Regions from separate parts of the Homo sapiens genome. Here regions 1, 2, 3, 5, 6 and 7 are each linked to region 4. The links are chromatin contacts, found by Hi-C or POLR2A ChIA-PET in ENCODE. All regions are on one chromosome and are shown on one strand. Each heading gives the region's core, a stretch centred on a gene start or an enhancer-like site at or near the end of the contact. The rest is flanking DNA. Distances are from core to core; before and after follow the strand shown.

Region 1 (3,453 bases), core at 160-2,659, 7.0 Mb after region 4:
CTGCGGCATGACAGACCCAAGTCTTGTCAGTGACCTGAGAGAGGTATGGAATAACTAGGGAGCGAGTGCCACAGTGGGAAACATCCCTCTGAGCAATCAGAAGCGATATTTCAGCCGACTGAGCCGAGGAACAGTGAAAACGCTTCCAACAGGCAGATGTTGGGGAGAGGACATTGCAGGCGCAGAAGAGTGTTAGGAAGGGCTGTGAAATGGAAAGGTGTCGTCTTGGAGGAATCGGGCAGAGCCAGTTTACCCACAGGGAACTGGGCATGTAGGGGAGAGTGGTGCAGAATAAGGCTGGAAAATCCCGAGTTCTTACAGGCGCACTCGTCTACTCCGCGGACAGTCTCTTCCTTTCTATTGTCAGCGTCCTGGGGGTAGGGTTGTGTTATGCATTTAGTTGAACCTGAAGGGACTAGTCCAGGTCTCTCAGAAGGCAGTACCTAACTCACAGGCGACTGAAAGGAAACAAGGCCAGCGGAGCCCTGGCGGTGGCGAGGCTGTGCCAATTGCTAAATGGGGCAGCAGGACGTTTTTCTCTACTGAAGTGGCAATGCCGCGGAGCAGGAAGGCAGAGTAGCAGGTCTCCCGCTAGTGCGTCTCAACCGAAGAAGCGGCGTGATCTCTTCCTAAAACACACGAGGAAGGGGGCCTGGGCTGTGAGGCCGGCGTGGTTCTTGCACCCCTGGTCTCTATCCCTGCCTGGGCAACTGCTGGGAAGGAAGGGTCGGCAAGAGGCCTAAAGACCGGAGGCCAAGGGTGCGGAGCGCGGCCGGACTCAGAGGCGAGGACCCGGCGGAGAGGCCTGGGCGGAGCAGGGCGGGAGAGGCGCGCCCTGAGTAGGGCTCGGGGGAGGACGATGGCTGCCTCCTGCGGTCCTCCCCCTGCCTCGGGGGACGGCCCTTGGCAGACCGTCCCGGACTCCTAATTCATCCTGTTTTTAATAAAACCATTTCCAGAATCAAAAAGAGGGCGGTACCCAAAGGAGTCTGAAGAATGCCCAGCAGGGGCAGGGGAGCGGGGCGTGCCCGTATCGGGAGGCTGAAGGCTGACGGACCAGCGCAGCAGGGACAGATAACCGCGCCGGGGGGCGGAGGCCAGAGCCAGCCCCGCGCCCACAGGGTTGCGGCCCCAGACCCGCCGCGCGCACGCCCCCGCGCCTGGCGGCCACAGGGTCCGGAGCGGGGGCGGGGCCATCCGCGGCCGGGGGCGGGGCCGGGCGGGGGGCGCGCGGTTGGACCGGGCGGGAGGAGCAGGCTCTTCCATCTCCTGATTGGGTCTGGACCGCAAGGGGGCGGGGTCTTGAGGGGTTCTGCGGGCCGGCATTGGGAGCCGCAGAAGGAGGGCGTGGTAATATGAAGTCAGTTCCGGTTGGTGTAAAACCCCCGGGGCGGCGGCGAACTGGCTTTAGATGCTTCTGGGTCGCGGTGTGCTAAGCGAGGAGTCCGAGTGTGTGAGCTTGAGAGCCGCGCGCTAGAGCGACCCGGCGAGGGATGGCGGCCACCGGGACCGCGGCCGCCGCAGCCACGGGCAGGCTCCTGCTTCTGCTGCTGGTGGGGCTCACGGCGCCTGCCTTGGCGCTGGCCGGCTACATCGAGGTGGGGACCGGGCGAACGCCGGAGAGTCGTCTCCTTCGCCCGCCGGAGGAGCGCGGACTGCGGGCGGGCAGCGGGGTCCGCGGCAGGGCGGGCCGGCGGTGCGGCGCCGGGGGTCCGGCTCTGCGGCGGGTCTGGCGCGCCCTCCCCCGCCCGTCCCTGCTTGGCGCAGTGCTTAGCGCTGGAGGTCGGGCTGCCTCAGCCGCCGCAGAGGCCAAATGAAAGGCGTCGGGGCTGCTGGGGGCGGCCGTCCGCCTCGGCCGACCCAGCCCCCAACCCGCCCGCGGCGCCGCCACCTCCTCCGGGGACCCAGTGCCCCCGGGCGCCCGCCCCGCCCTCCCCCGGGACAATGCCAGGGCGCTCCTCTCCCGCCGGAGTCCGCGGCTGGGCTTTCTCCAGGGGCGGCCCCGCGCGGACCCCGTACGCTCCCTCGCGCGGCACCGGGGCCTCGGCTCCGGGCCTCCCACCTGCGAGCGGCGGGCTTCGCCTTTGTTGCCAGGTGGACGCGGCCCCGGCCTTCGCGCGCGGCAGGGATGCTGCGAGCCCCGGGGGAGCTCCCGCGCCAGGCCGCCCGCTGCTCCCTCTGCCGCCTGGGGCCGGGTCGCGGACGCGCATTTTTTAAGTGGCGCTGTTTGCCTGCGTCCGTAGACCGAGGAAACCCGCTCTGGGTGCGTTGACCGCTTTCGTGAGGGTTTCAGTGAGTAGGGAAGGTGCCCGCGAAGGCGTGTAAACTGTTGGAAAAATCGTCCTCTTCGGGTGTCAGAATTCCATCAGTGGTTGTGCTTCGAGGTCGCACCCTGAGCATCCCCGCTGCGAGAAAGGCGAAGCGGCAGGGCCGGGGGTTGGGGAGGCCGCGGGAGGGGGCGGGGGCGGCGGGGTCCGCGGTGCGGGCCGGAGCGGGCAGCCTTGGAGGAGCCCTGCTGTGGCCGAGGGAGACGGCGAGCTTGATCTTTACTTCCCTTCTCGAAGTGGTGCTTGAACTGCTGGTCTGGAATGTGTAGTTCTGGTGTCGTTTATTTCTTCTCCCTCTTCGCTCTTTTAAAAATTACAACTGGTTTCTGCATACTTAGCTAATTTCAGAGAGACCTGAAGACTGGATTTGATTGGGCATTAATTGAGAGCTTTCTTTTAAAGACCTCAGGTTTAGAATATATTTACTTCTACAGAATGTTCAAGTATTTCCACGGGTAAAAATAAATCTAATAAAAAGCCTCTCTGATGGAACGGCTTAACACCTTTGTATTCATCCAGTTTAAAGCTTTGTGACTGTGAGGGTAAGAAAGGAGTTCAGCTTTAAAGAGAAATAGTTAACGTTTATCTACAGAGGATTTTGGATTGCGATTGTTTCAGTGTGTCCACACAATGGTCAGAGTTGTATCTGTGATCCCTGATATGTCGCATGAAAACAGCTAGGTGAGTGAGATGGGAAGAAAAAATAAAGGCTTTCGTATGGAAGATGGGACTTCACTAGTGGGTCGGGTGTCAGAAACCATCGTTCACACTCGCACTCCACTTCCCACTGCTATGACTAATTTGAGGCATTAGTGAATTCACAGTAGAAGACTCAGCAGTTTTAAAGAATTCGTTAATACTTGTGTAGCGGGAAAAAATAATATGAGAATTCATTGTTGTGTGTTAAATTTGATTGTTAGCCACAGCGTTGTTCAGTTGAAAAGTATGGTTGAAGAAAGTAGGAATTAAACATTTCTGAAAAATGGTTTTATGGTAACTCCTGTTCTTTGGAGCTGTATTTTTGCTCACACTTACTAAATGATCTTTCAAGGGGCCTTTTGTCAAGCTATCAGAATTTTATTCATATGAATATAATTTGATTTTGTTTATTTGCTGTCAGGCAAGG
Region 2 (3,755 bases), core at 680-3,179, 5.7 Mb before region 4:
TTTGAGACGGAGTGTCGCTCTTGTTGCCCAGGCTGGAGTGCAATGTCGAGACCTTGGCTTACCACAGACTCCGCCTCCTGGGTTCAAGCGATTCTCCTCTCTCAGCCTCCCGAGTAGCTGGGATTACAGGCATGCACCACCATGCCTGGCTAATTTTGTATTTTTTAGTAGAGATGGGGTTTCTCCATGTTGATCAGGTTGGTCTTTAACTCCTGACCTCAGGTGATCCACCTGCCTTGGCCTCCCAAAGTTCTGGGATTCCAGGCATGAGCCACTGTGCCTGGCTCAAGTAGGAATTTTTATTTTATTTATTTTTTTAGACGGAGTCTTGCTCTGTCACCCAGGCTGGACTGGAGTGCAGTGGCTTGATCTGGGCTCATTGCAACCTCCACCTCCCGGGTTTAAGTGCCTCAGCCTCCTGCCTCAGCCTCCTGAGCAGCTGGGACTACAGGCGTGTGCCACCATGCCCAGCTAATTTTTGTATTTTTAGTAGAGACGGGGTTTCATCATATTGGCCAGGCTGGTCTCGAACTCCTGACCTTAGGTGATCCACCCGCCTTGGCCTCCCAAAGTGCTGGGATTACAGGTGTGAGCCACTGTGCCTGGCAAAGTGCTAGGATTACAGATATGAGCCACCAGGCCCGGTCGATAGTTTTTGTTATCAGGTATTCATGCGTGAGAACCCTCTCTTCATGGTCTTCCCTGGCTCCATTTGTCAGGGTTTTAAAACAAATGACTCTATTTTGATTTTGATAATTTTCACAAGGAATATGCTCTGTATATTCCAACAATCTGAGTTTCTCATCCTGGAATCAGCCTCTGAGTGGCACTGGGACTATCCTGAGTCAGCTACATCTCTAGAACCTATCAGGAGCGGCTCTATGAGCTTGGCCTCATCATTTTCCTCCTCAACTAGCAGCATCTGTATTTGTCTGTTTCTCAGTTTTCCTATTGATGTAATGGCCAGAACTTTCTTTGCCCCTCTTAACTTCTCTAGGAGGTTGGAGACATATGAGAGAAAGGAAGATTTGCCCTCCGTGCAAGCAAAACTAAAACTCTTCGGAATTATATTAGTAGCAACCTTTCTGCCCGACAGGGTGTGTGGAGGAGCTACACATTGTGTCACTTTTTTTCTTCTTCAATAGACTCTTTGAAATAGTTATGACAGACATTACTATCCCCATCTTGCAGACATACAAACTGAACCCTGGGCTTTGGTGAAAAGATGGATAGTAGAAAATAGGTTTAACTCCTGGTCAGGTGCTCACTGGTTTAATAGGAGCACAGGAGAGCCAGTTTTTTTGCGGGGAGAGATGGGGAGTGGACGCGTCTCCATTACCTTACATTCACATTTGTTTTGTTGATTAAAGTAACAATGGGTTGATTATTGATGACCACTGTATTATTCACCTGATGTTAATCATACTCCTAACAAATGATCAATTAGATAATTAGATAATTCACATTAGTATAAATACTCTAAATAGTCCTTCTCTGTCCTGGCAGAAATCCTCACGTCTAAACTCGGGGTCCTCTTTTTTTTTTTTTTTTTTTTTTAGTAGAGAAGGGGTTTCACCATGTTGGTCAGGCTGGTCTCGAACTCCTGACCTCAGGTGACCCACCCGCCTCGGCCTCCCAAATTGCTGGAATTACAGGCGTGAGCCACCGCGCCCAGCCGATGAGGTTCTCTTTCAACCTCTTGCGGATTCCCATTATCTATCTTAAACTACACTCTTTCAACCTCTTGCGGATTCCCATTATCTATCTTAAACTACACTCCCATCGTGCAACGGAAAACGGACAGAGCTCCTGCGTGCACCGAAGGGACTTCGAGCCAATCCATTGTCACAGCTCTCAGCCGGCGACCTATTGGCTCCTGCTGGAGGCGGGACTCCCGGTTGCTAGGCGGTACCTTTTCCGGAAGTGTTTGTTGCGCGCTGCAGGGCAACACCCCGGCGTCCCTGGAAGCTGGGGGAGCGGGTGGGTGTTGGGTGGCGTTGGGGGAGCTGCGCCTCGCCCAGAGCCTCGCCCGGAGCCTCGCCCGGAGCCTTCCGGGGTGGGGGATAGTTGAGGACCTCATCGAGGGAGGGGTTGGGCGGCGGGGAAGGGAGCGAGCGTGGCGGGGGACCCGAGGCACGCTCTCGAGCCAACGAGCGTGATGCGCTCGAGTGTGGGCGGGGACTGAGGGAAGAAGTGAAAATCGGACTGCCAGGCGACAGTTCCTCCGTTTGAAATCTCGCCGGCTCCTGAGCGGGCCACCGGGCCCGGGCTGGGGGTCTGGCGGGTGAGTGAGCAGCGGGTCGGGACGCGGGAGAGGGGCACTGGGCACGGGGCCCTGGTTTGCTTGCTCTGTTCATCGTTGGCGAGTGAGGCCAGGCCTTCCGAAGCTTGCTGGGATACTTCTGTGGCAGGCTTCCCCCCGGGTCCAAATCCGGGGCTAGCCCAATCTTATGCCATCTTTGGCCAGCTGGGAAAGTTGGAAAGCTTTTTTGTTTTTTCCTTTTCTTGCATTGGATTTAAAAATGTCCCTCTACCTCTGGCACCGCTCTCCTCACTTGGCTTCAGCGACTCCCTGTCCGTTCTCCTAACTCAGTCCTTGGCAGTAGAAAGCTCCCTTCTACTCGGCGCACTCCATCTCTTGCGTTATCAGCTTTTCAGCGTTGACTCGCCAAACTACTCCAGCCAGACCTCTTTCCTGAGCTCAGACCTGCTTACTGTCATCGTCAGCCTTCCCCGGTCCCTCCGATCTGTTTCTCCTCTTGTATTTTTTTATCTCAATGAAGGGCTTCACCATTCACTCAGCCAAGTCTGTCCCTTTAATTTATTCATCTAATAAATACAGCAAACATTTGTCGGACATGCCCTGTCTTCTAGGCAGTGTAGTAGGTGGGGCTGCCTATTGGACGAGGCATAGAAATGAACACATCTAGAAATGATAGTCACAGTGTTCTGGCTTTAGTGCTCTGATTTCCCTCCTCTCTCCCGAAGTTCAAGTCCTGTATTCTGCCTCTTAATTCCCCTAGAATCTGGCGCTTCCTTTCCATCCTCACAGACACTGACTTAGTTCATAATTTCTTGCTTGTGCTTTCAGGATAACTTCCTAAGTGGTCTCTCTGCCTCAGTTCTTGTCCTCCTGTAATTAGTTCTTATGCAGCTGTCAGAATCATTTATTTATTTTAGAGACAGGGTCTTGGTATGTTGCCCAGGCTGGAGTGCAGTTGGTATTCACCGGTGTGACCCTAGTACACTGCAGCCTCGAACTCTTGCCCTCAAGCCATCCTCCCACCTCAGTCTCCTTAGTAGACGGGACTACAGGCATGCACCACTATTCTTGGCTAGAATCGTCTATCTGACCTACAGATCTGGTCATGCCAGTCTCCTTTGTGAAATCCTGTGATGGCCCCTCATCATTTACAGGATAGAGCCTCTGTTCTTCCAGGCCCTTTATAATATGCTCTTGCCTTTCATTCTAGAGCTCTGTCTTGCCACTCCTCCCACTGTCCCTTGCACTCTGGTCATGTCAGAATGGTTAAGAGTTTGGGCTTTGGAGTCAGACATGGATACTTACATATTCTGCTCTACCGTTTATTAGCTGTGACACCTTGGGCAAGTTTGTTTGTTTGTTTGTTTGTTTTGAAATAGAGTCTTGCTCTGTCGCCCAGGCTGGAGTGCAGTGGTGCGATCTTGGCTCACTGCAGTCTCAGTCTCCTGGGTTCAAGCGATTCTCCTGCCTCAGCTTCCCGAGTAGCTGGGAC
Region 3 (3,717 bases), core at 102-2,601, 8.7 Mb before region 4:
TACAAGTAATGTTTTCACCAGTGTATTTTAGGACAGCAGATTCAGATTAATGCGCTGGGACTGAATGCAAATAGTAAAATTACAAATATAAAGTAAAAATTTGGAACCTTTGCCAAAGAAAGGAATAATAAATTGATTTAATAATTTGAAAGAACTGTAAGGTTTAGGTTTTGTTCTTATTTTTAGTGCGACTGAGATTGGAGTCTGTTTGTAGACATATCTGAAAAAAGTGAAGGGGGAGATGGAAGATGGTAAATGCCAAGGAAAAGATGGAAGGATAAATCAGTGTAATAAAAAGGAGCACTTCTTTTTCGCCAACAGAAGTAAAGGTAAAGGTTAAGTGTCTGAGTTAACGAATGGATTGTTGACCTCTGGGGAGGGTGCTCCCATCAGCTCAGCTTTGTGACGACCTAAGAATATCCCTTCCACACCTTTCCTGATCCAATCGTTCTGGCTGCATAAAACCACCTAAATCAATCAACTGTTACACTTCCCTTAGTGCTAGGACATATTCATATAACTCCCACGTATTAAATGAAAATACATCCATCTAAAAATAAAACAACACGATTGCTGCTACACCAAGAAAGGATTTTAAAAAGGCCTGTTCACAAGCTAAGTGAGGGCCAGAGGAAAGGTGTTCGTTTAAACTGAAATTCGAGCTGCGATAACACCTCCTAATGCAATCAAACGCTGTTGCAGCACACTTCTTAGGAGATCGGGTTCAACGGCAGGGATTGGGTAAGGTGAGAATCTGGCTTGGCGGCTCCGGCCCCGGCCATCTGGTTCCCTTGGGCTCCGGCCGCCACCATCCACTCGACGGCTCTCGGCCCGAACGCTTGGTCGCACCGCCTGCCGAGGTCCTAGATGAATCGCTTCAGGCCTGGAAACGAGGAAGCCGTCTCCGGAGACCATCGCCAACGCTGACGCCCGCGGTCTGAGGTCGCCATGGGAAGAGCGGTAGGCCACCCTGCTCCTCTGATCACCGGAGGACAGGGACACATTGTTCAGGGCCATATTCAAACACTGCCCGCAGTACTTGCGTTACGTCCCTTTGTGAAGGCAGGCCCTTCGCGGCTCCCCAGATCAGTCCAGCCTGTGTCGGACCCGATGACTAAGCACACAGGAACCCATAACTGAGCCTGCGGAAGAGCCAGAAGCCGCCTTGCCTTTAACGAGGGGTATCCTGGCGAGCATGCGCAGACCGTCCGCGCACGTCGTCGCCCGCTGAGAGCAAGCGCAACGGGCGTTTTCGTTTGTGACGCCAGGGAGCGTGAGGACGTGGGGCTTCCGTGAATGCGCAGTGGGTGCGTCGGCCACGACCTTTTGGCCAGGTTAGGGAGGGGGCGACGCTGAGATGGGGGCGGCGGCGGCGGAAGCGGATCGCACTCTCTTTGTGGGCAACCTTGAAACGAAAGTGACCGAGGAGCTCCTTTTCGAGCTTTTCCACCAGGTAAGCGGCTGGGTTCGGCCCTTTGCCTTTCGTTTTCCGTCTCGCCTAGGGCCTGGCCAGCGGCCACCCCGTTTTCTTTTCGTAGCCGTCAGGGGACCCGACGGGTGGCTGTTTGGGGGTGAAAGGCGGGTCTGGGTTGCGAAACGCTCGCTGGGTGTCGCTTTCCTGGAAGATCTTGGTTCGTTTAGGCCGAAAGTGACGACTAAAGGTGGTGGAGGGATCCTCGATCAGGTTTCCCGTGGTAGAGATCCAGGGGTCCTTGGGAACACAGTGTGTGTGTAGGGTCTTCGTTGAGCAGTGCTTTTTCTTATCCTTCCTGTTGTCATCTTCCCCTTAGGATAATTTGTCTTTGGTTTATCTGACTGGGAACTTAATATTTTAATTTATTTGTGTCTGTTTTCCCCTAAAGTTTGCTTATCAAATTGCAGCATTATTAAAATATGTAAAATAAAATGGTTAAGTACTCCGTAGAAAAACAGCATTTTAGTGTTGCTGTATTAAAAAGTGTGAAAAATTCTGAGTATCCTATTCCCCCCATCCCTATCCCCTAATAACTGGTATTGTTTGATTAATCAATACAAAAGTCCGTTTTTAGTTAAAGAAAATCATTCTCTTGTTCTTGATAAATGTTCATTTTCATGGAGTGGCAAAATAATGGCGATTGGTCACTATGTTAAGCCATACAGTGCTGTGAATTGCAAAAGTGATTGTGTTTCCAGTTCCTTATGGGCCCCCTTCCCCAAATAAATCTAATGTTCAGTCATAACTAGGATGTTTACTGTAGCCAAAATGGAAATCCGTGCATCATTTTCAAAAGAAGTTTCTGATTACGTTTCTGTTGTTTTTAAACTTTGTCATATCTTATTTGTAAAATTTGAGTATTTTCCCTTAGTTGCTTTATTTAAATTCTAAACACCTTTTTGTTTGTAGGCTGGGCCAGTAATAAAGGTGAAAATTCCAAAAGATAAGGATGGTAAACCAAAGCAGTTTGCGTTTGTGAATTTCAAACATGAAGTGTCTGTTCCTTATGCAATGAATCTACTTAATGGAATCAAACTTTATGGAAGGCCTATCAAAATTCAATTTAGATCAGGTAACTGCCCAATGAGGTTCGGGGGGCATTGTTTCCTGCTGTTTTTAAATTTATTATTCAGTTTTAAAGAACCTCTTATTTGTAGATGAAACTTCTTTCTTAAGCATTGTGAATAGTAAACTTTATATAGCAAACTTTATATATCCCTGAAAACGGGTAACATTGACACATGGATTTTGAAATTAGAATTTCAAAACTGAGCTTAAAGTTTCATTTTGGGTTAGTGAAAAAACATAAACTGTATCACTAAGAGAGCTGGGCTTGGGTACTCTGAAAAGAGCTAGGTTTATTTTCTGAAAATACTTCTCCTGGCTGCTTTGTAATTACTTTTATATATTTTGGTTCTTGATCATGTGAGGATGAAACTGTCCATGTATCCAGTGTTACAATTTAGGGTGGAGATCAGAAAATTATGGTCAGATTGGATATTTATGGAGTGCTTTGTTTTGCTTATCTGATATTATACACTTATAATTTTCACCCCGATGAAGCCGTAAAGCGGTCTACAGCAGCTTGAGATTCTTTTTTTTTTTTTTTTTTTTTTTTTTTTTTTTTTTTTTTGAGATGGAGTCTTGCCCTGTTGCCTAGGCTGGAGTGCAGTGGTGCAATTTCAGCTCACTGCAACCTCTGCCTCCCAGGTTCAAGTGATTCTCCTGCCTTAGCCTCCTGAGTAGCTGGGATTACAGGTGCACGCCACCACGCCTGGCTAATTCTTTGTATTTTTAGTAGAGGTGGGGTTTCACCATGTTGGTCAGGCTGGTCTCGAACTCCTGGCCTCGAGAGATGTGCCCACGTCAGCCTCCCAAAGTGCTGGGATTACAGGCGTCAGCCACCGCGCCCGGCCAGTAGTTTGAGATTTTTCTCTTTTAGATTGTGTTTACCTTTTTGGAGTGATTTCAAGTGGGGAAGACAAAATTTCAAATTAGATTTTCTATCAAGAATAATTTTTCAAATTGTTTCATTTTAGGAAGTAGTCATGCCCCACAAGATGTCAGTTTGTCATATCCCCAACATCATGTTGGAAATTCAAGCCCTACCTCCACATCTCCTAGCAGGTAATATTTCTCACTTATTGTTAAGATCATTTATCAGGAATTCTTATAGGGAATAGCCTCAAAACACATGAGTAAATAGTCTCCTTCATTATTCTCTTATCTCTTCATTCTGCCGT
Region 4 (3,372 bases), core at 240-2,739:
CACCTCCTCTGGATAGAAGCTTTTGGTCTCTCCCTTGTATTCTACTTGGACCTTGGGCCTGCCAGCATCATTCACCACCATAAAGGGCCAATGTTTCATATCAGACTGGACAACAGCATCATCAAATCTGCGTCCAATCAGACGTTTGGCATCTGTAAAAGGTGTCAAATGAAAACACTTTCAATTTCATAGCTCTTCTGATAAAACTCAAGTCCATGATTACTCAAATACCTAACAGTTCATAGGTAGGTGAATTCAACTACCATATAGGTAGCAAAGGTTCAAACTTCAACCTCCTACGTTATCCAGATTTCAGCCTGAAAGGTTTCTACAACCTGTTTTATAACAGACTTGATAACAAGTCTCTCAGCTCAGTTTTTCTAAAATCAAAAAGTTCCCTCCTCACGTTTCATAAACTTTTGTGCTTCCTAGCCCTGTTATATTTGTTCTGTCATTTAAAATTAGGAACTCACCAAAAACTGTGTTGGTGGGGTTCATTGCAACTTGATTCTTTGCGGCATCACCGATCAACCGTTCAGTGTCCGTAAAGGCGACATAGCTTGGAGTGGTTCGGTTTCCCTGATCATTGGCAATTATCTCGACTTTTCCGTGCTGGAAAACACCCACACAAGAGTAGGTGGTGCCAAGATCAATACCAACTGCAGGTCCCTTGGACATGGTTGCTGAAAAAAAGAAAAATCTGGTTTAAAAATTCAATTAATCAAAATATTTCCCTCATCCCTTAACAGAACACTTAACCAGGAAAAACGTATGGCCACTGCCAAGAGGTAATAGTGCCCATCACCTCCTGTCTAAGCACGCGCGAGGTCCAGAACTAGTGCTGCAGTCCAGGTTGCCGTGCCAACCGCAGCAGAGCACGCCCTAGATGAAGGACCCATCTACCCAGACGGCGTGGGGCGTTGCTCAACACGTGGTCTTACCCCGAACTGAGCACTGTCTGTTCCCCTCCCTCGCCAGGTGCCAGTGCCCCCGGGAGTCAACGGGCTTTTAACTACTCCGGAATGTACCCCCATACTGGAAGCACGCCAAGAACAGCTCTGAAGAACCACGGTGGGACTGGACTAAGCAGGGAACTGGGTGAAAGAAAACGCTGGCTCCACTTCCCCGCGCGCCAGGCAAACCGATGCAGCAACCCTCCCCCGCCACGCGGCCGCCGGGCGTCTCCCAGCCTCCCCTGGGGCCACTGCGGCCCACTCCCTACATTTCCGTCCTGCCGGCTGCAACCAAATACCGCTGCCATCCCACCGAAAACTGAGGCCCTTTAAGCCGGTAGAAGGAGCCGCACACTCGCCTCGACGAGATTCTCAGAACCCCCAAGCCTCAGCAAGCCCAACAGGCCTGTGTGGAGGCTGCACGCTCCCAGACCCACAACCCAACTCTTGAGCAGAGGTTTTACCTGGGGTGTAGGCCTGGCTCCAATAACGAAGGAAGCCACAAAAAACCCAAGAGCTGCAGGCGAGTTCAATGAGACCGGTTTCCGCCCGCCACCCTGCCTCTTATACCCTATCTTAGAACCTTCCAGAAGGGGCCCGCCCCTGCTGCCTGCCATTACGGCTTCCCCGGCCAATAGACGCCCGGCTGCCCTTACAAGACCCAATCACAAGCCCGGCTCCACTCCTCGGGCCTCGCCCCCTTCCGCACCCACCCCACCGCGCTCCGCCTCACGATAACGCACTCACCGCAGCGTTCTGGAACTTTCAAGCTCGCCCCCGCTCTCCGGACGGCCCCGGGGAAAGGGAGGGTGGGGCGCAGCGAGTCCGCGCGCGGGAGTCCTCAGTTACCCCGGGCGGGGGAGGGGAGCGTCCACCTCTACGCATGCGCCCCCAGCTTCCGCGGGAGGGAGGGGGCGGAAAAAGGAGGAGGAAGAGGGGCGGGCAAACTTGGAACTAACCAATGATAGCGGCGCTAGCCGGGATCTTGGCCGGCACAGAACTGGGGGCGGAATCGCGCGGGGCCTGAAGGGAGGGGTTTGGGCGCGGGAGCCGGGCAGGAGAAGACGGAAGTGGAGCGAGGACAAAATGGCTGCGAAGGTTGTTGCTCCCCTCCCCCACCCACGTCCGAATCCTCCTTTCCATGCCCCACCTTCGTGTTCCAGACGGGCCTCTAAGTGCCCCGGGTTTCGCGAATCTGTATTTCATAGCGTGGCTTTGGACAAGGGCTGACCCCGAGGGGCTGGGGCGAAGGTTCCGGCTTCAGGGTGCCACTAGGGCTGCTCGCTCACGGCCCCCCAGGATTGGGATTGGAGGGAGCCGCCAGGCCGCCGCGGGGTGGGGCGGGTTAGCTCGGCAGGCCTCCCAGCACCTGCATTTCCCTACGGCAACTGTCGGGAGGCAGCCCCCGACGCAGAGGTTTAAGGGGCCCGGCTTTTCAGAACCGCCTCAGGACGCGGTCGTGTCTGGATCCCTCCGCGGAAAAGAAGGCGAAACCGCTTCTCTGAGCCCTGACCGTTAGGCCCCTTCCCACCTCCGTCTAGAACAGATTCGGCTTCTTGGCTCAGTCCTTCCCCAACTAGCCCAAGCCCTACATTTCCCCGTTGTTTATAAAATAAACAGGTTTAAATGGTGGCGAGTGTGTTCTTGGTTAGGTGAACCAGGCATTAGGAATCATAGGTTCCAGTAGCCGTGCGTCCTTGATTTAGACTTTCTGAACGTTTGTATTTTCAGTAACATGAGGTGATATCTTTCCTGGTTTGACTTTCATCAAAAATTAAACGACAGACCATACCGACGCTTTGAAAACGTGACTGAGCTGGTGCACAAAACAATGGTGCCTAGAATTTTGAATTGTGCAATGTTGTGCATGGCCGCGGATATGTGGGGCCTTGTGGTTCCAAGAGCCTGTCTCAGGTACCTTGAACACTCCCTGTATCCTTTCAAGCAGGCGAGGTAGCTGTTATTCCTATTTAGTAGATAAATAGGCACCGATGGGGGAAAAGATTTTTTAAGGCTACACCAAAAGAACTTTTAGTAGCAGGGCTGGAATTAGAAGGTCTCTAGACTGCGAAAAAGGCTGTCAGAAGAGCGAGGACATCTTGTCCTTGTCAAAGCCAGTAAAGGGTAGAGACAGACTCAAACATATGAAGAATTTCCTTTTCATATTTTCCTTTTGGGGAGGAATGTTGGCTTAGAGTTCATGGAGATATATTCTTAGCCTCTCCCACGTCCCAAGAATTTAATTTTATACAATGCTTTCACTACATACAAAATGCTTTCATTTGTCATTTAATCATCAACACAATTCTCTAAGGTGTGTATTATTCATCCCCATATCAGGGGAAAAATGCAGCTCAGAGATAATCATTTGTGGGAAGATAAGCAGCTGGGTAAGCTAGAATCAAATCTAGCTTTTTTT
Region 5 (3,575 bases), core at 326-2,825, 6.9 Mb after region 4:
ATTGTGATGCTGGAATGGTAGGAAGATACAAAAAAAATACAATGTAATAATACACCTTCTTGCCTTACAGCGATGGAGGAGTGATAGAAACAAAGAGAACAGGTCAGAAAAAGAGGCCACAAAACAGTCATGAGTGATTCTGCTGTTTTTAATAAAGGTTAAGTACTGCTAAGTTTAGAGAATTTGGGGTGACGAGACAGGCAAGGTTTCAACAGGCAAAGCAGCAGAATTAGGGCACAGGGCAGAGCTGGGTGGGTCTCATCACACATCTAATCCTCGATGACAGCACAAAGCCACCTCTCCTTGTGCTTAAGTGTACACGCACATTGATTGAAAATGCACTAAAATCCAACTCATCCACCAAGCAAGGCTAAAGGCGCGCACACAAATTCAACAGCGCTGCGTTCGCGTGGCTGGAGGGCAGACGGGGAATATTCCATTTTACTTAGTAGAGTATCAACACCTAGCTGCAGGGTTAAACCTGCTTAACAAAAGCTGGCGAGGGGCTGGAGAGGTGCACACCATCAGCCCTCTCCCGAGCGCCGACCGGCCTCGCCCTGCCTCTGCGCTGCACCCTGGGTGCAGGCGGACTGGGGCAGGGCCGCGACCCCGGCCTCGGCCTCCGCCTCCGCCCGGCCAGCCCCGACGCGGTGCCACGGGACAGACCCGCAGGGGCCACCCCACACCCCTGCGGGCCGGCCCCCCGCCCCGGTCCCGGACGCTAGCTTGGGAAGGCAGGCCGGGGGCCCAGCCATCGATGGCAAGTGGGCGGCGCGGCCTCCGCAGACAAAGCTGGGCGCCCCATCGAACAGGACCCTCCGCCCCACGCGCCCGCAACCGGCCAGCCCCGGAGCCCTGCCCGCACTGCCACCCCCAGCCCGGCGCCCGGCCCCCAGCCCCCGGTGCTCGGCTCCCGGCCGGCGGAGACCTGCCCGCCGCGCCCGGAGCGCCCGCGCAACCGCCGCCGCCGGAGCGCGCAGGCCGCCCAACCGCCGTCCCGGCCCAACCAACGCGGGCAGGGGAGGAGAGGTGCGCGCGGCCGGCGGAGCGTGCGAGCCACTCGGGGGTCGCAGGGGGAGGCTGCGCGCGGCGAAGGCAGGGGCGACGAGACGCCGAGGCCGGCGCTGAACGCGGCGCCAGGAGGGCCTGCTGGAGGGGGCCTTGCCCTCTTCCCCTTGGAAGGTGCAGATGGTTTGACCCCCCACCCCGAGTGAGGTGCCTCGTCCCAGCCCCGGCTGGACTGTACCATCGGGCGGTGCCGCCGGGATTTCTCCCCCCCACCACCACCATCAATTCCCCCCCCACCCGGGTCCGCGGTCGGTTGGCCCCGGCCGGGCTCTGAGACGCGGAAAGAGCTGGGCGCCATTTTGGGTGGGACTAAGCAAAGACGAAACACCCTCCCAGTCTATGGGGTAGTCTGGACCCTGGCTTATCTGGTTCCCTTAATCCTTTAGGTACTTACACGACGTTGGGTGAGGGGAGCTGGAAGATCAGCGGGTCCCCGATCCTCTCTCCCTAGGGGTGATAGAAATCAACCCCCCCCGCCACCTCCAGGTGGTTCTTCCCGCCGCAGAGTGGGAGCAGCATAAAAGGCGGGGTCTTATTAGCATAATCTGCCTGGCAACCTGATCTCGACGTTATATGATTGGTTAAACTCTGTAAGCCCCATGCCGTGCCTAGAGACGAGAAACGCTGGGGCGAACTGACAGGCCCAGATTTAGGAGTCATGACGAAGATCCTGAGACGCTTATTCAGTCTGCAGAGAAGCCAAAAGGAGATTCACATAATGGCCCAATGACTGAAGGCCTCTTTATTTCGTGCTCTGCTGTTCGTGTAAAACCCAATCGCAGAGCGGGTCTCAGGCGGCGCTCGCCTGCGTTTCTACTCTCAGCCAATCAGAAAACCCGACTCTTCGCATTGGGGTCAAGCCCCCGCTGCGGCCCGCGTGCTAACGGGGAGGAAGCTTCCAGCTGTGCCTGGGTGTCTCGGGCGCCGAGGGCAGCCTGCGCCCGTGCTAAGCCCGCCTCCCGCGCGCCCGAGGGCCCGGTGTCCCGGAAGACGCGCGGGGGTGAGGCGGCCCTCGCGTCCGCCCGCCCCGCCACAGATTGCCTCCGAAGTGGCCTGGCCGTGGAGCGCCGGCGAAAACCGAACTCCCGCCCGGCTCCCGGAGTCGGGAGCCTGCCGGGGTCTCGCCCTCAGGACCCCCAGGGAGCGGCCGGGCGCCGCCTATCACCCTGACCCACCGCACCTTGAGAGCGCTTTCACTGCGCCTCTTTTTTCTCCTCTACCAATCTGGAAAGGAAGTGAGTGTCATTTCAGACATTGAGAAACATTATTCAACACTGGTTACCCAGTGACTCAGCTCACTCCTTAACCGCAGGCTTCCACATCCTGCTGTCCCTTAAAATTGCCTTCACAAAGGGCAGCCAAGAGCCCAGCTTTGGAGAGATACCCAGCTCCAACTACCCACTGGCAGGCAATACGCAGGGCAGCTAGATGGCAGAGAGACCTTGGACCTTCGGACCTTCGGGGAGCGGTTTTCCCTTCGGTGATATCTACCTTGCTATGTTCGTGATATCTACCTTGCTACGTTATTTTGAAGATTAAGTGAGCTCTTACTTTACCGAGTAAAGTGCTTTGCTTAGCACACTGTCTGGAACTTAAATGAGAAGTACTGACAATATAACTTACAAAAATCCTAAACTATTGCCTGAGAAAAAGAGGGAGACAGGACAGCTAAGCAAAAGACGAGAATAGAAAACACCCACAGCGTGAAAAACTGTAAAATTAACTCAATAGTATTCTCTTTACTGTTTTTTGTTTTGTTTTGTTGTTTTGTTTTTTGATACGGAGTCTCGCTCTGTTGCCCAGGCTGGAGTGCAGTGGTGAGATCTGGGCTCATTGCAACCTCTGCCTCCCGGGTTCAAGCGATTCTCCTGCCTCAGCCTCTCTAGTAGCTGAGATTACAGGCATGCACCACCACGCCCGGCTAATTTTTGTATTTTCAGTAGAGATGGGGTTTCCCCATGTTGGCCAGGCTGGTCTCAAACTCTAACGTCAAGTGATTCTCCCGCCTTGGCCTTCCAAATTGCTGGGATTACAGATGTGAGCCACTGCGTCTAGTCTACCATTTTGTTTCTTTAAATAGCTGGAAACAACGTGGAAAGAAAAGAGAGCTTTTTTTTTTTTTTAAACTTCGTGACAGGGTGCGGTGGCTCACGCCTGTAATCCCAGAATTTTGGGAGGCCGAGGCGGGTGGATCGCTTGAGCACAGGCGTTCGAGACCAGCCTGGGCAACATAGTGAGACTCTGTACAAAAAACAAAAAGATTAGCCAGGCATGGCAGTACACATCTGTGGTTCCAGTTACCGGCAGGCTGTGCAGGAGGGTTACTTGAGCCCAGGAAGTCAAGGCTGCAGTGAGCTGTGATCGTGCCACTGCACTACAACCTGGGTGATAGAGCAAGTCTCTGTCTTTAAAAAAACAAAACAACAACAAGAAGAAACTTCAGACAGTTAACTGCTTTGTAAACAACTTCACATCTAGGCCGTGTCTTGTTCTTCCTTAAACCACTG
Region 6 (3,313 bases), core at 165-2,664, 7.3 Mb after region 4:
GCTTCCGGTATCAGCCGATCTCCAAATAAAGCATTAAGAAAATAAGTGGAAGTTATGGAGAATTTCTTCCTGACTTCAAGAGATTATCTACTTACACGCTGAAAAAGAAATTAAGTTTTTGTCTTCATTTTTGTAAGTTCCAAAAAAAAGCACACAATTACGGGGTTTTATTGTAAATTCTGCTTGGATTCATAGAACTCACATGGACGCAATTTCCTTTTAATCAGTTCTAACGTACCTGTCATTTCTCGAGGTAACCCCTTTTTCTGATTAGGCCAGCAATAAAACGACTAGATGCAGAGTGATCCTCAGGAAGGAAAGGAAAAGAGGTGTGTGTGTGTGTGTATGTGTGTGTGTGTTTGTGTGTGTGTATATATATATATATATATTTTTTTAAAGAAGTGCCATCTTTTTCTTTCTGTACCAGAGAAAAAGCAGAAGGGGAAAGGAGGAAAAAAAACAGGTCTGAGCCTCCCGGGTTCGACCAGGTGAGAGGTGGCAACACTCCGGCCGCTCCGGGTTAGGGTGTTGGGCAAATGGGCGTGCAAAGGACGGGCAGCTCCCTGGAAGGTCGGGGTAACTGCTCCGGGACCGCGGGGCCCAAGGCCGGTCTCCTCCCAGAAGGATTAAATGCCACCGAGGGGATCCCGTGGGGTGTCTCCCGGCGCGGACTAGGCTGACAGACCCGGCTCTCCGCTCCCTTCGGCGCCAGGTGGGGGCCACGCGGTGTCAGCCACGGGCAGCGTGCAGGGGCCGTCCCCCGCGCGACCGGAGCCCGCCCTCCCCTCCCCGTTACCTGCGGGCGGCGGCGCCGGGCCCGGAGGCCTGCTGCTCCTCCTCCTTCTCCCGCCAGGCTGGGGCGGCGAGGCGGCGGCGGCGGCGGCCCGGGGGGAGGGGGCGGAGCGCGGCTCGCTGCCTCTCTCCTCCCCCGGGAGGCTCAGGGGCCCCTATCTCGGGCCGCCGCGCCTAGGCCCGTGAGCAGCCTGTGGTGGGGCATGGCGGCACAGCCACCGGCGTGCCCGCGAGTGGGAGTGCGAGGAGGCGGGGAGGGAAGCACCCCCAGCGCTCGGAGGGGCCAGAGGGGAGGAGCGAGGGGGCCCGGGAGCCGCGCGCTGGCGACCGTTGGGGACGGTTGGCCGAGGGCAGGCGGTTGTTTGGGGAGCGCGGCGACGGCTCGCGTGTTCCCAGCGGGGCGGGGTGGGGAAGGGGAAGGGGACTGAGGGGAGGGGAGGGGGAGGTTGGGAGGGAGCCGCCGCCGCGCGCGTGCGGCCGGCGCCGCCGCCGTTGCCGCTCCGCTCACTCCAGCCTGTTTGGGGGCACTTTGTTTGTGTCCCACAATGCTCTGCGCCGGCGGCCTGGCTGGGGAAGGGGAGGAGAAGGGGGCGGGGCGGAGCGCGCTCGGGGGCGGGGCTCGGGGCGGGGAAGGAAACGTGATGATTGCGCAAGCGCAGAAAATGGGCCCTCTTGGCCGTCGGGACTTGTACTGTTGGTGACTCCGTCTCCTTAGACGGTGGAGCCTGCGTGACCCAGAAAGGCCGTGAGTCTTGACACTGTATTTTTGCATATGTGCGCACATGTGCCGATTTACATTCACATGCCCCATAAGCCCTGTCCCATTTGTCCTTCCTCTAAGCCGTCCTCTTACCCAGTTCCCCTCTCACACCTGAGAAGCATTTCTCCGCAGGAGTCACATTTATAGCATTATTTTTTTCTTCGAACTAAAAACATAACTCCTATTTTCTCGGGTAGTTTTTGTAGGGAGGTCGAAATAGAAACACTTCAGCCCCTCTTCGGCGAGGGAGGTTAGTTGGTAAGGTGCCCATTGTTCACCCATGGAAACAGGCCTGCCAAGGGCCGCCCCGCAGACAGGTGAGCCCGCGCCCCCGTCCTGGGCGGACTGCGACATGCGGCGGGTGTCTGGATTGCGTGGCTCCTCGGGCCTCCTCGCAGTGCTTGCTCTCTTCCGTTCTAGCACTTGCCTCGGTGACCTGGCAGGACGTGCGGTTCTTGAGATGAGTGGAGAAACGGACTCCCAGGTCCCTCTCGTTCTTCCAACACAGGGACAGCTAGAGCTGCTCCAAAAATATACCCTACTTCTTCCACAACCGTGAATCTGTCATTTTTACTGCACCATCACTTACTTCCTGGCCTTCCCGGAGGAAGTGTGCGGGCCTCCCCGAAGTAACCGGTACCGCCCGGGGGGTTTTGAAGTTCTTGGTCAACTGCAAAATCAATCAACCTAGTTAACTCCTAGGGCCCTAAGTCTTGGCTTCCCCTGGCCAGGCGGGCGAGCGCTCTCCACACCGCCCCCGGAGGTCATAGGGGTTCCCGGGACTGCAGGCGGCAGCGCCCCAGGTGCCTGGGGGCGGGCGGGGTGCGGGCAGGTGCTCCTTGGGCGCTTTCTGTTTTCCCACGCCTCCAGTTTGCAAACCGAAAGACTTCTTTCCAGAGGGTTTTGTGCAAGGTGGGTGGACGTCCCGCTGAAGTAGAGTGGATTTTCCTTTTGAAACACTTGGCAACATCTCACATTAATTCACTCTGAGAGACAAGCAGCCAAGCACCTGAACACCCTGACACTTGCAATCTTCTTTAGGAATAAAGGCAATAAAAACAACTTCTGTTTTTATAGTCCTTCGCAGTTTCCAACAAGTTTTCAAGCATGTATAATGTTATCTAATCCTTACGGCAACTGTAATTCACAGGTTTTATCACAGGTTTCTATTATTATTCCCACTATCATTCTTATTATTCCCATTTCAGAGATGAGAAAAATCAGAAAGATGCGAACTAGGCCCAGAAACTTTTGCACTAAGTTTTGAAGAGGGGAAGGGAAAGAAGGCGGAATGCTTACCTGGGAGAGGACTGGCGGCCACAGAGCAGGGCTCAGGAAAGGGCATGAGCTGGGGCCCTGGTGAGGAATGTGTGAGAATGTATGTAGGTGGTAAGCAACTGGACAAGAATCAGGGTGGAAATGAAGTAGTCAAATCCTATCTACCTCTCCTAGTGCCTTTAACAGGATAGTCAATAAAAGACCATGAGGCAAGTCTTTTCTAAGTGCTTCTCCAGGGGCTGTGGTGGCAGCTCCTCAACTACTACACTGACACAAAAATTTGCTTTCCTTTGTAGTACAACTTGAAGTCAGGTAGAGGAATGCCTCTAGCTTTGTTATTTTTGCTCAGAATTGCCCTAGCTTTTCAGGGTCTTTTGTGGTTCCATACAAATTTTAGGATTTTTTTTTCTAGTTCTGTGATGAGTGTCATTGATATTTTGGTAGGGATTGTACTGTACCTGTAGGTGGCTTTGGGTAGTGTGG
Region 7 (3,517 bases), core at 63-2,562, 7.9 Mb after region 4:
TCAGGATCTGACAGCCTGCTGATCAGTGGTAAGATTACATTGCATGTGATGAGTTCGACCACTACATGGCGTCCGGTACGAGTCTCCAAGTGGGGCTTGGGCACCAGCCCTTGAAGCAACAAATTCACAACGCCACGCGTATAGGTGACTTCAGCACTGGGGCTGTGCACAGCAGGATGTGGGGCAGTCGCCCGGCAGTAAGCCTCCCAGAGGTGGGAAGGCTCAACTGGACCATTCTTCCCTGCAGTGGCCTCCTTTGCCTGAATGTAGCTCTGCAGGTGACAACCGCAGAGAGTCAGAACACTCTGGGCAACAGCATGACTGTCCATCACGCTCATCCTTCTCCGAAGCTCCTGGACCAACCCTTTCATGGCTGCCTCCATTTCTTCCTCAAAGGCTGGCTCCTGGCTCACGGAACGGTACCAAGATAACACAAAATCTCGAATAATCATCTGGATGGTGCGGTTGATCTCCCGTTCCAGCTGCCTTTCTGCCTCAGGGCATGGAGGACAGGTGGCCAACGGGATGAAGCGTTCCAGATGCAGTCGACCTGAAGCCACTCCAGCGAGGCTGGAGCCCAGCCATCCTCCCAGCACCACTAGCAATGCCGACAGAAGGCACAGCAGCCACACGTTGACCAGAAGGTGTATGACCAGGAGCCAGCCAAGCAAGACCCCCACAGCCATCAGCTTCCGGCTACTCAACAGGTTATTGAGGTGACAGCTCGATCCAGCTGGAGTTTCCTGGAACGGTGGCACTGTTTCTGTCTTCATGGCTGAACGGACAAGGTGGCTTCCCCAGATGACAGCCCTCAAGATTTTACTTCAGAGTTAGGGAAGGGGGGCATGAACTGTGTCTCAGATATGGGGCGATCTGGGTGCTGTTCAGGGAACCGGGGCTCCAGGCCCTCAAAGTCCTACAGGCACTGCAAAGCGACAGCTGCAGCTCCGCGTCTCCCCATGGCTACCACTAACAGAGCCCTCCAACTCGCCCCTTCCAGCTGAGGTGTGGCTTTGGAGGAAAACTCTGTGGCCTTCACACTGCCCCAGGCGGAAGGCCTCTTCGGGGCCTCGGGGCGGGCGCTGCAAGGCCCTGGGGCCCACGGACACTTACACACGCAGCGGGCAGCGGCCGGCGAAGACTGGGTCACACGCCGCCGGGAACCGCGCGCCCACACTCAGCCCCGACCTGAAGTGGACTCATCGCGGTCCTCTCCGGGAGCCTCGGCCCTCTGCCGCCGTAAACCTGGGCGACTGCGCTCCGCAGCCGGGCCTGTGTGAAGGCTGACCGCCGGCCGGCCGCCGGCGACAGCTTCCGGGTCGACGTCGACGGGAGCGAGGCATGCTGGGAGAGCGTCCGCGCGCGCCCCGAGGAGCGGCGCTGCCCGGCGCCCTCTGCTGGCGAGGAGCCGCCCTGACGGCCCTGCGCGAGGTAGTCTCTGAGCCTGAGCGTGAGCCTGAGCGCGCACGGGGCGCGTGCTCGCCAAGAGCTGGCGCAGATTTCCGAAGTGCCACGAAACAGCCGCCGCAGCAATCACCGCTAAGACCCAGACTTCCAGGCGCTTTAAAACGCGTCCTAGTTCTGGTTATTAAATGAAGCCTGTCCTTTACTGCTTAGGCACGCTGTCAATAATCCGGTTTATTTTAATTTCATGGAGGCGAAGTTTCATTGGCCTGATGTGTCTTAACATTTATCCGGTTTCCCCTAGAGCCGGTACCCCGCGTCCCCAGCACAAAGACCCTCATTTGTTGTCAGGAATTGCAGAATATAAGGCATGAAACGATACAGAGATAGATTTATGTTGTACATTTCATATACTGTATCACAAAATCAAATTTGTGATTGAGGGTTATTTGCTGGTGGCATTACACAAACAATCAAATATTTTGAGCATCTGCTGTCTTCAATGTGAGAGGCAGCGTGGACGAATAGAAGCAGACCTTGTCCTCCAGGACCTCCTGCTAACTGGGGATGCCAGCGCTTTGAACGCGATTGGCTATCTAGTAATGCCAGTCAGCGTGCGATATAGTAAAATACAAAATCTTATAGGAATTCAGGGGAAGGAGAGATCACTGTGGGTTGCAATGGTTAAGGAGAAGCTCACAGAAAAGGTGCCTTTCTGCTGAGTCTTCAAGGATGAGGGTTTCTATTTCCCTCTATCTCTTCTCGCCTTATCCTCCCCAAAAACATAGAAAAGGAAAGCAGAGATAGAGGTGTCCTTTCAGATAATCCTGTAATATATTTGCTTTGGAATATGCTCTATGTTGGATTGTTTTTGGTTTTAGCAAATTAGACTTCACTTGTCTACACAGGAACCTATAGGAAGACAAAATACCGGAAGCACTGACCAGGTGTCAAAAGTGTTAGTGTCAGTTTTGCGTGAAGCCAGCTTCCATGTCCACCTTGGGCCCTAGGAGCTGTGCCCGCAGGGTGGGTCTCCTTTCCATTTAGGCATAGGATTCGCATCGTTTGCACAGAGCTGCTCATGGTTGCCCTTCGTCCACCTTCTCTGTGCTGTGAGCAGTCTTTCATCATCATGGACTACTCCCTAGATGTTTAAAGGAATCTTCAAACAAATCCCAACCCAAAACTCTGCCAACAAGAAGTGCGTTGCAGCTTCCTGTCTCGTCCATTGCTGCTGTTGGGGCAGAGACTTCCTTTGAATACGAAAGAAGCCATCATTTAGATGTGACCCGTAGTTTACGATTCATCACTTCTAAAGCAAATGGTTTGATTTAGGATCAGTGTCCACTAAGCAGACTGGGCACTCCCGTGAGATGGCAGAATGTGAATCCACGGTTTCACGGTCCATACCTTTTCACTGCTGCCTGCCTTCCCGCAGAAAAGGAACCCGAGAAGTGGGCTCTGCCCCTCTACCTTCCCAGACCATTCTAATGTCCTCAGGAGCACTTAGAAAATGGCAACAATGCTCTGGAGAAAAGTCCCTGCCACCTAGTTGGGAGCTAAAACAGAAATGTGAATGATGAAGGGACTACCGACGGTGCTGAAGACTTCCTGTGGCAGTTCAAAGAGAAAGTTTACTTGGCAGCATAATCTGGAGTGTTCAGGGCAGTAAGGAAGTGACCTTGCAAGTGGGCGCTATGCCACCTGACCAGATGGTCTGGAGCATCAAGGTAGCCAAGAGTGCCTTCCTGATTCTGAAGCGGGTTTGATGGACATGCCCGTGCACTTGTCATTTGGACGGGTGTGAGCTCCTGCCTGGGGGTCTGGGCAGACCCTGGTCTCCAAACAGATTAATCACTGGGAGGAGGTGAGAGTCAGGACTGATGTGCCCTGGTGTGTGTATGTGGGGTGGGGAGACTTGGCCACACCACTCACCATCTGGAGACGTCCTTCCTTCTTTCCTTTTCCCTATTTCTCAAAACATTAAAGGCATAGTGCTAGAGTGTTGGAGAAAACAAGACAAATAAGATACAATAATTCTCCTCAAGGGACTCTCAGTCTAGTTAAAGGAGAGACACATAAATATATAAACGTAATGAAACATGATCACGTG

The links. Hi-C counts contacts between places; a loop is a spot of excess contacts on that map. ChIA-PET counts read pairs that join two places held with the same protein, here RNA polymerase II (POLR2A). Pooled maps may share reads with other maps.
Region 1: a loop to region 4 is called in a pooled map, with 26 times the contacts of the local background. The contact joins the promoter of APLP2 here to the promoter of HSPA8 in region 4. A Hi-C loop is called at or near these places in 5 of 50 pooled maps.
Region 2: a loop to region 4 is called in a map of CD4-positive, alpha-beta memory T cell, with 21 times the contacts of the local background. The contact joins the promoter of CEP164 here to the promoter of HSPA8 in region 4. A Hi-C loop is called at or near these places in 1 of 168 maps with a recorded cell type or tissue (CD4-positive, alpha-beta memory T cell) and 9 of 50 pooled maps. POLR2A ChIA-PET finds 5 or more read pairs at or near these places in 1 of 52 experiments (T-cell).
Region 3: a map with no recorded cell type shows a loop between it and region 4 (23-fold over the local background). The contact joins the promoter of RBM7 here to the promoter of HSPA8 in region 4. A Hi-C loop is called at or near these places in 2 of 37 single-sample maps with no recorded cell type and 7 of 50 pooled maps.
Region 5: a loop to region 4 is called in a map of CD8-positive, alpha-beta T cell, with 29 times the contacts of the local background. The contact joins the promoter of PRDM10 here to the promoter of HSPA8 in region 4. A Hi-C loop is called at or near these places in 4 of 168 maps with a recorded cell type or tissue (B cell, CD8-positive, alpha-beta T cell, ascending aorta and 1 more) and 14 of 50 pooled maps. POLR2A ChIA-PET finds 5 or more read pairs at or near these places in 5 of 52 experiments (A673, CD4-positive, alpha-beta T cell, CD8-positive, alpha-beta memory T cell and 2 more).
Region 6: a loop to region 4 is called in a map of CD8-positive, alpha-beta T cell, with 10 times the contacts of the local background. The contact joins the promoter of ZBTB44-DT here to the promoter of HSPA8 in region 4. A Hi-C loop is called at or near these places in 2 of 168 maps with a recorded cell type or tissue (CD8-positive, alpha-beta T cell and naive thymus-derived CD4-positive, alpha-beta T cell) and 5 of 50 pooled maps. POLR2A ChIA-PET finds 5 or more read pairs at or near these places in 1 of 52 experiments (activated T-cell).
Region 7: a map of B cell shows a loop between it and region 4 (12-fold over the local background). The contact joins the promoter of SNX19 here to the promoter of HSPA8 in region 4. A Hi-C loop is called at or near these places in 1 of 168 maps with a recorded cell type or tissue (B cell) and 3 of 50 pooled maps. POLR2A ChIA-PET finds 5 or more read pairs at or near these places in 1 of 52 experiments (OCI-LY7).

What each region holds. Positions count from the first base shown.
Region 1 is chr11:130,068,485-130,071,937 of GRCh38, forward strand. It overlaps APLP2 (amyloid beta precursor like protein 2), which reads left to right and starts at 1,410. Exons shown (of 17, transcript NM_001142276.2): 1 at 1,410-1,598. The coding sequence starts at 1,494. LOC107984432 (a long non-coding RNA gene) reads right to left here and starts at 1,165. Exons shown (of 2, transcript XR_001748444.2): 1 at 980-1,165; 2 at 1-629. RefSeq lists enhancers at 101-601, 602-1,102 and silencers at 1,019-1,248, 1,639-1,768, 1,839-2,298.
Region 2 is chr11:117,325,925-117,329,679 of GRCh38, forward strand. It overlaps CEP164 (centrosomal protein 164), which reads left to right and starts at 1,930. Exons shown (of 33, transcript NM_014956.5): 1 at 1,930-1,980. RefSeq lists a silencer at 1,998-2,247.
Region 3 is chr11:114,399,315-114,403,031 of GRCh38, forward strand. RBM7 (RNA binding motif protein 7) reads left to right here and starts at 1,352. Exons shown (of 5, transcript NM_001286045.2): 1 at 1,352-1,453; 2 at 2,384-2,546; 3 at 3,514-3,601. The coding sequence starts at 1,358. C11orf71 (chromosome 11 open reading frame 71) reads right to left here and starts at 1,197. Exons shown (of 1, transcript NM_001271562.2): 1 at 1-1,197. The coding sequence starts at 1,017. The coding sequence ends at 646. RefSeq lists enhancers at 439-981, 695-1,084, 982-1,524.
Region 4 is chr11:123,060,647-123,064,018 of GRCh38, forward strand. HSPA8 (heat shock protein family A (Hsp70) member 8) reads right to left here and starts at 1,490. Exons shown (of 9, transcript NM_006597.6): 1 at 1,418-1,490; 2 at 474-683; 3 at 1-152. The coding sequence starts at 678. It overlaps LOC124902775 (a long non-coding RNA gene), which reads left to right and starts at 2,016. Exons shown (of 2, transcript XR_007062927.1): 1 at 2,016-2,885. RefSeq lists enhancers at 1,239-1,408, 1,969-2,238 and a silencer at 1,559-1,948.
Region 5 is chr11:130,001,260-130,004,834 of GRCh38, forward strand. PRDM10 (PR/SET domain 10) reads right to left here and starts at 1,576. Exons shown (of 21, transcript NM_199437.2): 1 at 1,463-1,576. It overlaps PRDM10-DT (PRDM10 divergent transcript), which reads left to right and starts at 1,365. Exons shown (of 1, transcript NR_024233.1): 1 at 1,365-3,575. RefSeq lists silencers at 610-789, 820-869, 880-1,199, 1,910-2,299 and an enhancer at 1,710-1,799.
Region 6 is chr11:130,313,579-130,316,891 of GRCh38, forward strand. ZBTB44-DT (ZBTB44 divergent transcript) reads left to right here and starts at 1,415. Exons shown (of 7, transcript NR_148980.1): 1 at 1,415-1,537. It overlaps ZBTB44 (zinc finger and BTB domain containing 44), which reads right to left and starts at 1,339. Exons shown (of 8, transcript NM_001301098.2): 1 at 797-1,339. RefSeq lists enhancers at 493-542, 1,703-1,802, 1,973-2,072 and silencers at 633-1,462, 2,373-2,432.
Region 7 is chr11:130,915,167-130,918,683 of GRCh38, forward strand. SNX19 (sorting nexin 19) reads right to left here and starts at 1,313. Exons shown (of 11, transcript NM_014758.3): 1 at 1-1,313. The coding sequence starts at 773. RefSeq lists an enhancer at 1,056-1,105 and a silencer at 1,226-1,505.